Regions from separate parts of the Homo sapiens genome. Here region 1 is linked to region 2. Evidence: chromatin loops called from intact Hi-C (ENCODE). Cell type or tissue: PC-9. All regions are shown on one strand. Links, peaks and the distances in the headings refer to the core of each region. The heading gives the core; the rest is flanking DNA. Region 1 has its middle 150 kb from the start of MIR187. Region 2 holds the start of MIR3929 (microRNA 3929).

Evidence for each region. A loop is a pair of places that touch in the nucleus more often than their neighbours do. Peaks named below come from ENCODE experiments on the same cell type or tissue, not always from the same donor. Only the 100,000 strongest peaks of a DNase experiment are listed, where the experiment ranks them.
Region 1: a loop joins it to region 2, with 4 times the contacts of the local background. A loop is called at or near these places in 19 of 110 quality-filtered maps.

What each region holds. Positions count from the first base shown.
Region 1 is chr18:35,749,289-35,755,658 of GRCh38, reverse strand. No RefSeq gene overlaps it. Among named protein-coding and RNA genes, the nearest start is that of MIR187, 150 kb to the left of the region's middle. In PC-9, for the core only: no CTCF peak of the experiment used is centred there; no DNase peak of the experiment used is centred there.
Region 2 is chr18:35,931,613-35,937,982 of GRCh38, reverse strand. MIR3929 (microRNA 3929) reads left to right here and starts at 3,841; the gene lies at 3,841-3,895. In PC-9, for the core only: no CTCF peak of the experiment used is centred there; a DNase peak (open chromatin) is centred at 3,762; H3K27ac peaks cover 580 bases.

The DNA of each region.
Region 1 (6,370 bases), core at 1,939-4,438, 180 kb after region 2:
CAGGTGAGAAATCTGACAGAAGGGCTTGGCCTTAGCATGGGGCCTCAGGAAAGGAGAGTGGGCTTTGCTGGACAGCGTCCCCGGGAGTCACGGAGAGGATCCAAGCTGAGAAGTAGCTATGGCAGAGCTGTACTACGGGGCCTACACGTTGTCCCTCCACCTGGAACTCTTTGTTCTGCTCTTCCCCCAGCCAACTCTTTCTCATCCTTCAGGTTTCAGTGTAAGTCTCTTTCCTCAGGGAAGCCTACCTGACCTCTCACCACCTGCTCAGCTCAGACCGTGGCTCCCATAGAATACTAGATTTTTCCTTCGTGGTCCTTATCATGTTGTCAATTGTTTACTTAGTCATTTGCAATGATTTGTTTCACATCCATTTTCCCTGCCAGCCTGTGAGCATATTTCTTGTTTATTGCTAAGGGCATTTGATCAGCAAACTTGCAGGAAGAATGTGCTCTCTGCCCACCAGGGCATTAGGTGCCAACATTCCCAAGGACGAAGTATGTGACCTTTCCCCATGTTGTTAGCTTGTTGCCTGCACAGACCCTACATCCCAGTGTTCCTGGTCTAGCTGACAGGGGTTGTGTGTGGAGTGGAGGGAGAAGGGGCGGGTGGCAGAAAGACTGGGTCAGAATCCACTATAGTAGGCAAAGGAGTTGCCGGCCATGCTGTAACCAGGGCCTGAGGGGTGAGGCTACACTCAAGAGTGAAGCAAACACCACCCAGACTTTTTTGAGATCCTGGATATTGGGGAGCCCCAAAACAGGACCTTCTGACATTTGCCCACCTCCTGCAGGCTGCAGCGAGCCAGGCTGCCCAGTCTTCCTCTGGCAACTCAGAGGTACCATCACACTGGTGAGAGGAAGGGAACTGAGTGCCTCTTGAGCCAGGACAGAGCTGGGGCTTCAAGTTACTATTTCCAACGCTATTAGCACATGTGATGAGGGCCTAGGGGGTGCAAGGCTCACTCTGGGGTCACTGACTTGGGGATATGGCAGGGCCAGGACAGGGACTCCAGGTCTGTCTGCTTTGAAGCCCCGCTGAACTCCAGCAGGCCCCATGCCCCTCAGGAACCACCTTGGGGAGGGGGATCTGAATTCAGGGGCCACCTCAGCCAGCTCCTTCATCATCCTCTGTCTTCCACACCTGGAGCTCGTTTATGCCAGGGCCTTGGAAGAAGATAATGCAGGATGAGGACACAGCGTGCAAACCACCCGGCTGTGTCCCACACAGCCTCCTCCTGCCTCTTCACCTGTCTTGCATCCGCCTACAAGTCTAGTCGGTTCTGTTTGGTTTTTGCCTGATAGACCTTCAATGTCTGGCAATGTCTGTCAGTAATTACAGCCCACAATTCCCTAGCAAATTTATTTAGGAATGAATTATTTCACAGACTTCAATAACAGTAAATTGCTTATTCCTAGTGGGTTCTGAGGCATTCAGAGATGGGCTATACAAAGCCATGCTGATCCTCACTGTGGGAACCCTAGGTTCTTTCCAAGCGTCCCCCATCCTCTCCCACTCATCAGGAGCTATGGGCCTCCGTCAGGGTGTGGCCCCCAGCTGGCCAGGCCACAGACTGACCAAATCCTGTTGGATCATTTCAGCTGGAGATTCTTGAGGGGAAAATGTGTGATTTAATGGAAAACTATGAATTGTTTAGATCACACCCTGTAGGGGTATCTCACTGTGTGCTGTTTTACAAATCTATAAGTTGTAAATGACTGACAGCAAACAAAATAAGTCTTGCCTATGGACATGCAAATAAATTCTCTCTGGTGAAGGGATGACCCTGCCAATGTGGAGAAACCAGTTTGGGATCCACTTGTAAGTTCATTTTAATATTCCTGATATATAAATGTGTCTATTCTTTGGATTCTCCCTTGAACATGTTGAAACATCCTATAGGTTTCTGCCAGGCAAGTTGTCAGAGCCCTGGCAGTGGAGAGTGATTGGCTCACATATGGGAAAAGAATGTACCGACAGCAGAATAGGTTTGAAGAGGAAAGTTTTATTAAACAGAAAGAACACTGCAGCAGAGTATAGCAGGGCGCTTCAGCTAGACAAGACTGAGCGTGCCAAGGTGGATTTTCCTTAGGGGTATTTATGGACCTTAAAGTGGGAGCTTAAGGGTAATTTGGACCATATTAGCCATGTAGGTAATTTGGTGCCTTGATGTCGGCAAGTGTTGCACAATGAGTTTCAACATACATGCATTCCGGAGATGCATTAGAAATCCTAGTTACTTATACATGTTTTAGAAAGAAGCCTGGTGTCAGATTATGGCTTTAGAAAATAGGAAAGTCTAATTACTTCTGAGTTCCTTAAATAAAGAGTTTTGCCTCCAGATGGTCTGCTTGATGGACACCAGGTGACTTTGCTATCCTCACTTTCCTCACTAATAATGAGTTGAATAAAGTCTTTAACAATATTGATTTTATAACTGCCTTAGAATCATAATTTTACTTTTTGTTGAAAAGTATCCTTTAACACAAACTTAAGCAACCCCAGAGTTTCTGATGCATTGAGTCTGGGGTGGAGCCCAAGAACATGATGTCTAACAAGCCCATGGCTCAGGCTTTGAGGACTCTGTGTCATCTGAGGGTGTTCTTGAGGGTGGCAAGGGCTCTGCTGTGACAGGACATTGTCCTGGGTTAATGGGGTGTCTAACCCCCGGGACCCACAGAGTGTCTCCCAGATGCTGAAAGAAACTCTGTTCTGCAGCCAATGGAGGGGCTGGAGATGGGAGAATTGGGATCACAGAGCCAATGTCCCTTCCCCAATGCCCAGTGTGCAAGTTGGCCCAGGCTGTGTGCTTTCAAGCCATGCAACTATTGCTGATGAACTTAAGGCTGGGCCTTTCTGAGGTGGACATGAAGCCCAGGAAGGGTAGGTGAGCTGGGGCTGCAGCCTCATCACTTTCCCTGGACACCCTTGCTCTTTAACTCAGCAAGTGTGCAGCTCCAAGCAGCCCTCCCTTGAGCAAAGGGACATGTCATGTCACAGACTGGTTTTCGTGACTCTGCAGGACCTGGGACCCTCTGCAAGTGACAGAGAGGTGTCGCTGGGGGACTCTAATCCTGAAATTGCCTTTGCAAAAATTTTAACAGTGAGAAAACTATGACAGTGAAGGAGATGTGATCTAACCAACTTCTATCTTGCCTTTAACCTTCAAAGAGCCCTGAGTCATTTCTAGGCATAGGCCAAGCTAACTTTGGGAGACATTTATAGTTTAAATGATAATAGCCCTTCCCCAAAACTAAACCTAAAGCTAATGAAAGGCCACCAGATTAGGAGGATGTGAGGATCCTGAATTCTTCTAAGGTGTAGACATTAGCCATTGCAGCCATTATTCCGGAGGTCACAAGATTTGCAACTCCCACAATTACTCCCGCAGATAACATCACTATTGTAGAACGTAAGATTGGCTTTTTGATATGTCTTTTCAGGTTTTTGCATCTCTGACCCCCACTGACTCCCACCAAGCTGGTCCTGTGGCCCTATCCAGAAATGGTCTTCCTGGGCCACCAAACTATTTTTTAAAAACCCTAGCCTTGGAGTTTTCAAGGAGATCTATTTGATTAATAACTCTATGTCCCATGTGGTGTGGACAACCTCGTGTCTATTAAACTCTTTCTTTATTGCAATGCTGTGGTCTCAGTGAATGGGTTTTTTCTGTGCAGTGGGCAGGAAGAACCCATTGGATGGTTACAATTCCACCAGCAGCCTTCACCACCACCACCCTCCTTCCACAGCTCCGGACCCAGAGGCCAGGGTGGCCCTAGCAATGCCCTGTCTTAGGTAGGGCTAAACCAGCCCTCGCATGCTGCCAGAAGGCCGGGGTCTTTTAGATTTTTCATGGCCAGACCGTTTGTTGTCTTGGGCCCCCTCTGAGGGAAACTCCTAGGCCCATGAACTGAGATTTTGATACAGGAGCTAGAAAGAAATTATTTAGGCAGATAGTAAGGGCAACAGAGTCCTCAGCAAGCCTTCCCTTTTAACAAAAAGCAGCCCTAAAATAATTTATTTTCTTTTTTCTTTTTTTGAGACGAGTCTTATTCTGTTGCCCAGGCTGGAGTGCAATGGTACAACCTTGGCTCACTGCAACCTCCACCTCTGCCTCCCAGGTTCAAGTGATTCTCAGGCCTCAGCCTCCCGAGTAGCTGGGATTACAGGCGTGCACCACCATGCCCGGCTGATTTTTGTATTTTTAGTAGAGACGGGGTTTTGCCACGTTGGCCAGTCTGGTTTCGAACTGCTGACCTCAAGCCATCCACCCACCTCAGCTTCCCAAAATGCTGGGATTACAGACGTGAGCCACCACACCTGGCCAATAATTTCTTTTCTAGCAAAAAGCAGCCAGAAAAATTGAGCTGCAGACATAGATAACCATGCAGGAGTGAATGCTGCAGTTGTGCCAATAGAAAAGGGCTACCTGGAAGCCAGGTATGTTCAACATAGAGGCACCATTTTCCCTTTTGTTTGTCACCACGTGTACAGTAAGGAAGCAGGCAACATGGCACCAGATGCAGAGAACCCACCTGCATAACAAAAGATTCGGGGGGGTGGCCAGATTTTTGCATGCTATGCAAATAGAACACCTGGTCTGACCAATCTTTCATGCCCTATGTAAATCAGACACCACCTCCTCAAGCTCATCTATAAAACTTGCTGCATTGCATCATGGAACCAGCAACTCATTTCTCCAAGACCCCTCTCTCTGCAGCAGAGAGAGCTCTTCTCTTTCTTTCACCTGTTACACTTCCACTCCGAACCTCACTCTGTGTGTCTGCTTCACACTGCCCCTTTGTCTTTATTTCTGCTGGGATTGTAGGGGCAGAAACCTTATGTGACCCCATCATAATGTTACAGTAGGTAGACAGGCATGAGTGGGGCAGGAGAGGGCTCTTCCCCCACCCACTAGGAATGTCAGGTGATAATTAAGCAATTATCACATTGCCTCTCTAAAAGTGATAAATTGGCGGCTGGTGCCAGGGAGGGGCCATTTCCTGATGGTCCACACCTGTTGCACTCAAATGTTCATTGAATGCAGATGCTGGGGAGAAGCAACTTCCTGGGCATGTGCATTAAGAGACAAAATGGCAGAGTATGACCTTCCAGGGGCACTTCACCAGAAAAGGGAAGAAAGCCTCAGATAGGCATGTGTACAACTTCCCAAACACACTGTGCGTGCTCACCTCCCAAGCATAAGGGGGACACTGCACATGCAGGCAACCCACCCTAAGGGAAGAATCATGGGAAAGGGGCCAGCCTATAAAGTCCTAGGAGCAAGGTTAAACACCACAATTGTTCTTCAAGTCGCCAGCTTGGGACTCTCCCAAGCATACCCTCTTTTCTGCTGTAAAGCTATTTAATAAACTTCCACTCCTGCTCTGAAACTCGCCTCTGTCTTTCTGCCTTATGCCCGTCAGTCAAATTCTTTCTTCTGCGGAGGCAAGAATTGAAGTTGCTGCAGACGTGTGTGGATTCACTGCCAGTAACTCAGATACCTTCCACCACTAACAATACGGGTCACTGCCAACCCTCCTATAGCAAAAGACAGGTTAACAAGAAAAAAACAACAAATCTATGTAATCAAATTCTTATGTGACATGGAAGCTTTCGGAAATGAAGACGCAAACACCCAGTGCAAACCGTCTGTCTGTATGCTTAGATTTGAGGAAGAATGGACAATTGTATGAAATGTGGTTGGACAAAGGGTATGATCTAATGGTAATGTCAGAGGTGTTGCAACCAGAGTGACTCCATCTTGAATAGGGGCCAGGTAAAATAAGGGTGAGACCTGCTGGGCCGCATTCCCAGAAGGTCAGGCATTCTTAATCACAGGATGAGAATAACCCACCCCTTGTTTAGCATATAATCAAGAAATAAATATAAAAATATTCAGTCAAGCAGCCTGTGCCGCTGCTCTGCCTATGGAGTAGCCATTCTTTTGCTTTTTTACTTCTCTAAAAAACTTGCTTTCACTTTAGGGATTTGCCCCAAACTCTTTCTTGCCTGAGATCCAAGGACCTTCTTTTGGGGTCTGGATTGGGACCCCTTTCTGGTAACAATAATAGGCAGAATGGGGAACCCCGTAGGCCTGTGTGTTCAGATTCTTAGCCTCTCTGTGCAGCCTTTTTATGAGAAATAAAAATAAAATTCTAAGCCCCCAAATGACTGAACGGGCCCTCTCTTGGCCAACGGGACTCGAAAGAATCCTTGAAAGCTGATTTCATGACGATGACAGGATGGGAAGTCAGACATGCCTTATTATGGGATGGGAGGTCAGACTCGCCTCAATTTTTTATCCCCTTCCTTGCTAACTATCATTAAGCTTTCTTTTCTAAGGAGTAAACAGAAACCAGCCCTTTCA
Region 2 (6,370 bases), core at 2,419-4,918:
AAGTTGGTGGAGCTCGATTCTGTCAGGCCTGGAGTTAGCACACAGAAGGCCTCTCAGAACCATCTGCTGTAGGCCAGGAGCCTAGAGCATTTCTCCATTTGCTTCCATTGCCAATTGGTTGAAGGCTACCTGGGGCAGTTCACTATCTTGCACTTCTGGGCTGCATAGAGTGGGATTATGTGAGACAGCACAAGCTGGGGTTGGGGATGCTGTCACAGCTCACATGAAACTGTCTCCCACAGTTGCAGCTCCAGTCAGAGCAGGGTAGATGGGATGGTCATAGTCACCAGAAGTGAGCAGCTGGCTTTGGAGCTGGACTACCTGGGATCAGGTCCCTAGCTCCATCACTGATTAGCCATGAGATTTTGGGCACATAAACATTACTTTTCTTGTCAGTGTAACAGGGGTAATAATAGTGCTTACCTTATGGAGTGTTGTGATCAGTAAAGATTAGCTATGGTTATCCAACAATGCTCTCCTTGTTTAAACTGTGTGCAAATCTCCCTTTTATCTTTTAAGGTGGGCAAGACTTCTCGGTGTTTCTGTATTTCTCTTCTGTGCCAGCACATGCTCAATGAAGTACCCCTTCCCTTTCCAGTTGCATACTTTAGGGTTTTGCAGCTTAGCTGCCCTTCTGAGGACTCCCCCACATGGTTTCCCTCCTCCTTTTTCATCTCTCTGCTTCTCCACCTCCCTACCCTGTTTGTCCTCAGGGTACAGAGGGGCTGCAGAGTTCAAGCCCTCAGTGTGCCCTCCTGCTGCTGCTGACAACAACCCTGTGGGGCTGGGATCACATTGTACTTCCTTGAAAAACTCACTGCACCCCGCCCTACTTTCTTGCAAGTGCTGATGTAAACATTTCTCTGCCAGAATCTGATAACATTCTAACACTGCCAGTACATAGATTAATGTCAACACTTTTGGTGATGCTCTAAATACAGATAAGCTAAAGTGGTTCAGCTAATGTCAGCATTCAAGGGCCTAAACTTCCCAAACTGACTACAGCTGCTCTAGAGCTTACTTACTACTGCTAGGAAAAAGCGTCATACCTCCCAGCAAACATAGATATTTTTCTTTTTCAGATAGTAAGATACAGGTTGAGTTGAGTATCCCTTATCTGAAATGCTTGAAACCAGAAGTGTTGCAGATTTCAATATTTTTCAGATTTTGGAATATTTGCATTACATTTAGTTGTTCAGCATCCCTAAGTCAAAAAATCTAAAATTGGAAATGCTCCAATGAGCGTCTCTTTTGAGCATCATGTTGGTACTTAAAAAGTTTTGGATTTTAGAGCATTTCAGATTTCAGCTTTCCAGAGTAGGGATACTCAACCTGTAATAATTTTAACCTTGGCTGACAGAATGCTCGGAGCTAAATTGTATGTTCCAACCTAAGAGTTATACTTCACTGATGTTTTCTGATATATCCATCTTTTCCCCTGGATAATTAACTCTTATTTTATTATCCTAATATATAGGTATTTTGTTGTAAGCCATGTGAAATCCTTATAGAAGTAAGCAGTGCGTGAGTAGAAAATGATGCGTGAATTATTAGAGGTGTCATTGCCCCATGAAAATATACAACCTATGTTGGTTATATAGTCGTTCCTGAACACAACATCTTTCAAGGCCAGGATTTCTAAAACTCATTACATGAGTAGTTGGTAGTTTCCATTCTCTTTTGTTTAATATTTCAGAGGATATGTAGTATTTTAGTGAGGAGGTTTTGGGTGCAGGGTACTAAAAACCTAATCCAATGCACAGGTTTGAACATTAGATGGGATTCACTAAGTTTTTGCGACACAAATGCTTGGTGGGCTCCAGGTGTGGTTTGATCAGGGTTCTGGTTCTGTCTTAACTTCTCTTAGTTTCTCTTGCCCTGTGTGGGCTTTGTCTTCAGGCTGGCTTTCCTCGGCAGGGCAGGCCTGCCAGTTGTCTCTGATGAAGACATACTCTCTCTGCAGGAGTTCATCCCTGAACAAAATACCACAGCAAGGGGAGTGGGGGATGCCCTGATTGGGCTAGACTGGTCAGGCCCGGGCTGATGCTGGGATGCACGGGGGAGTCAACCCCACACAAAACCCAGGTGCTTCACAGTGGGGGTGGGGTGGGGTGGCAGACAGGAAGGGAGGTTTATTCTCACTCCATTGACAAGGCTGATGAAAAGAACCACTAGGAGAAGAGCTACTATAAAACTCTGCACATATAATTATTAGGGATGAACAATGCCAGGTTGTGCTTGATGGGCCTTCTAAGTCCTTTTGGAGCCCTCTCACTTTCTGGTAAGCCTTTAGACAAAATCTGCTTTGCGATGCCTCTAGAATGGGGCAGGTGGAAAGCTTCCTGCAATTACATTCCTTTTATATAATGTTTCTCCACCAGAGGTTTGCAGTTTTATAGGATTCACCTGCCAATTGGCAACTGATTTGAGACACGTTAGTGCATCAGCAGAAGTGGGGGACATGCCGAGGGAGCAGCCTGGTGCTTGGCGGAATGTATCCTCTAATCACTTTTCGCCAGAAAGACCCTTAAAGCAATTATACGCTTCTGCAAAGAGAACTGGAAAAGGGTTCTGGATACTTTCTCCTCTTAATTAACCAAAGAATATGCCAATTCTTTTTAGAAAGTAAACTTTTTTCCCTAGTAACTATATTGTCCCATATCTGGTTATAATTTGTGTCTGAAGTAAGTAATTAATAGAGGACTGCCAGAATTTATGAGAATAAGAAACCCCATGAGTTCACGCGTGCACACACACACACTCAGAGGACATTGATATAGTTTGGATACTTGTGCCCTACAAATCTCACGTTGGAATGGCAACCCCAATGTTGGAGGTGGGCCTAGTGGGAGGTGTTTGCATCACAGGGGTGGATCCCTCTTGAGTGGCCTGGTGCCATCCTTGCAGTAATGAGGGAGTTCTTGCTCTACCAATTCGCCCAAGATCTGGTTATTTAAAAGAGCCTGAGACTTCCTTCTCTCTCTTGCTCCCTCTCTCACTACGTGATATACTGGCTCCCCTTCACCTGCTGCCATGATTGGAAGCTTCTGAGGCCCTATGCTTCCTGTATAGGCTGCAGAAGCATGAGCCAAATAAACCCCTGTTCTTTATAAATTACCCAGTTTCAGGTATTCCTTTATTGCAAAGTAAACAGTCTAAGAAAACTGCTGTTTTCTTTACTTGTAATGTGCTTTTCACTGCCTAGCTAAAAGGAGACAATGGCCTCTGTAAAGCACCTTGTCATGGACAAGTGATGCTGGCATATCATTATAATTGTGACCTATGAAATCTTTGCCTATTCTCAGGTTTCAAATATTTTTCTCCTGACAGTTCTATATAGTATACCCTGCTTATCTGCTGGGGACATATTCCAAGACCCCCCAGTGGATACCTGAAACCATGGATACTAAAGAACTGTATATATACTGTGTTGTTTTCCTATATGTATTATTATAAAGTTTAATTTATAAATTATATTATATTATATATAATATTATATTATTATAAAGTTTAATTTATAAATTAGGCACAGGAAGAGATTACAGCAAATTATAATAAAACAGACAATTATAATGATATGCCAGCACCACTATTCTTGCACACTGGGGCCATTACGAACTAAAATAAGGGTTACTTGAACATCAGCACTGTGATGTCACGGCAGTTGATCTGATAACCCAGATGGCTACTAAATGACCCATAGGCAGGTAGCATCTACAGTGTAGATCCACGAGACAAAGGGATGATTCACATCCTAGGAGGGACGGGACAGATGGCCTGAGATTTCATCATGCTACTCAGAACAGCACACAATTTAAAACGTATGAGTTGGCCAGGTGCAGTGGCTCACACCAGTAATCCCAGCACTTTGGGAGGCTGATGTGAGTAGACCACTTGAGCCCGGGAGTTCAAGACCAGCCTGGGCAACATGGCGAACTCCTATCTTTACAAAAAATACAAAAATTAACCAGGCGTGGTGGTGCATGTCTATAGTCCCAGATACTCAGGGGGCTGAGGTTGGAGGATTGCTTGAGCCTGAGAGACCAAGGCTGCAGTGAGCCAAGACTGCGCCATTGCACTCCAGCCTGGGTGACAGAGTGAGATTCTGTCTCAAAAAAATTTTTTTAAAAAGGGATGAATTATTTATTTCTAAAATTTCTCTTTTAGTTTTTTGGATGTGAGTGGATGATGAGCCACATGTCCCTTTGGTTGGCTGAGGGTAACTGAAACCATGGAAAGCAAAACTGTGGTTAAAGGGGGACTACTATAATTTTAGCTGTATTATGTTTAGGTCTATCATCCATATTGAATTAATTTTGTGCATGAGTTGAGATAGGAATTGAGATTCATTTTCTTCCCCATATGGATATCTATTTTTCCAGCATCATTTCTAGAAAAGCGCTTACTTTTCCCATTGGAGCTTCGGTGGCTTTGTCAGTCATTAAGTAACCTTATAGGTGTGAGTCTAGGTCTAGGCTGCCTGTTGTGTTTTATTCATGTATTTGCATAAACTTGCTTTGTGTACATTAGCTTGGCTACTGGAGCCTCAAACTCAGGTTGTGGAAGTCCTCATATTCTGTCTTGTCAGTATTAATTTAGAGATCCTAGGACCTTAGTATTTCCATATAAATGTCAGAATCAATATGTCAGTTTCTCTGAAAACTTGACCTAATTATCAGTCAGATTGCATTGAATCTATAGATCAATCTGAGGAGACTGTATATTATAAAAGCATTGGGTTTTTCAACTTATGAACATGAAATGCCTCTCCATGTATTTAGGTCTTCTAAATTCATAGTTTTCTGCATAGAGTTATTAAATACCTTTTGTTAACCTTATTTCTAAGTATTTAATGTTCTAGATATCATTATAAATAAAATTGGTTTTTAAACTTTTTTTTTGCTGGTAGTAAATCGAAATATAATTGATTTTTTCAGATTGATCTTGTATTCTGTGACCTTGCTATTTTTACATAAATTCCTCAGGATTCTCTTTGCAAACAATGATGTCATTTATACACAAAGGGAGTTTTACTTCTTAATTTTCAATCTTTATGCCTATTATTTCATTTTGTTTTATTTTACTGCCTAGGACCTCCAGTACAATGTTGAACAGAAGTGGTGACAGTAAACATTTTTAGCTTGTTCTTGATAATAAAAGAGGACAATATTTCACCATTATCATAAATGGCAGTTGAACTTAGGGAAATAATGTTTCTGCTTATGAAATGATTACATATTTGTCTTCTCTTTCGTTTTGTTAATATGGTGGATTACATTGACAATTTAATATGTTAAATCAACATTGCACTCTTGTGATACACCTACTTCTTCATGGAATATGAACTTTTGCATGTATTTTTGTATTTGATTTGCTAGTAGTTTGTTTAGGTTCATGAGGGATATTCTGTAGTTTTCTTTTATTGTAATATATTTGCTAGTTTTTTGGTATCAAATTTATATAGGCCTCATAAAAGTGATTCAGACAGTGTTCTCTTCTCTTGTGTTTTAGAAAGAGTTTGTCTATATTTGATGTCATTTCTTTCTCAAATGTTTGACAGAATCAACAAAGAAACTATCTGAGTCTAGAATTTTCTTTGTGTGAAGATTTTTGATAATACGTTCAATTTCTTTACTAAGTATAAGGCTAGTAACATTTTTTCATTGTGTGTTATTTTTATTTTTCAAAGGATTATTCCATTTTATCCAAATTGACAAATTTATTGGCATAAAGTATTCATATATTGCCTTATTATGTTTTAAATGTCTATTGGCTCTATACTGGTGTCCCTGATTTCATTCTTGATATTGCTAATTTGTGTCTTCTTTTTTCCTTTCTTCGTCCAGGTAGAGGTATATAGTTTTTATTCGTATTTTTAAAGAACCATATTTTGGCTCTGTTATTTGTCTGTTGTTTGTCTGCTTTCTCTTTCATTAGTTTTGGCTTTATTTTCTCATGCCTTAGCATTTCTTATAATGTAGATCTGCCAGCAATGAACTCAGGTAGTTTTTATTTGCCTGAAAATATTTTTCTTACTTTCATTCTTGGAGAATATTTTGTTTGGATATCAAATTCTAGGTTGACAGTGTTCCCCCTACCCCCGCACTTTAACTGTGTGGTTCCATTATTTTCTGGCCTATGTTTATCTGATGAAAAGTTGGCCATCATTTATATTCTTATTCCCTTCTACGCAATTTATCTTTTTTTGAGATAGGGTCTCCCTCTGTCACCCATGCTAGAGTGCAGTGATGTGATCTCAGCTTACTGCAACCTTCACCTCTCAAGCTCAAGCGAGCCTCCCACCTCAGCCCTCCAAGTAGCTGGGACCACAGGTGCATGCCACCACACCCGGCTAATTTTTTTATTTTTA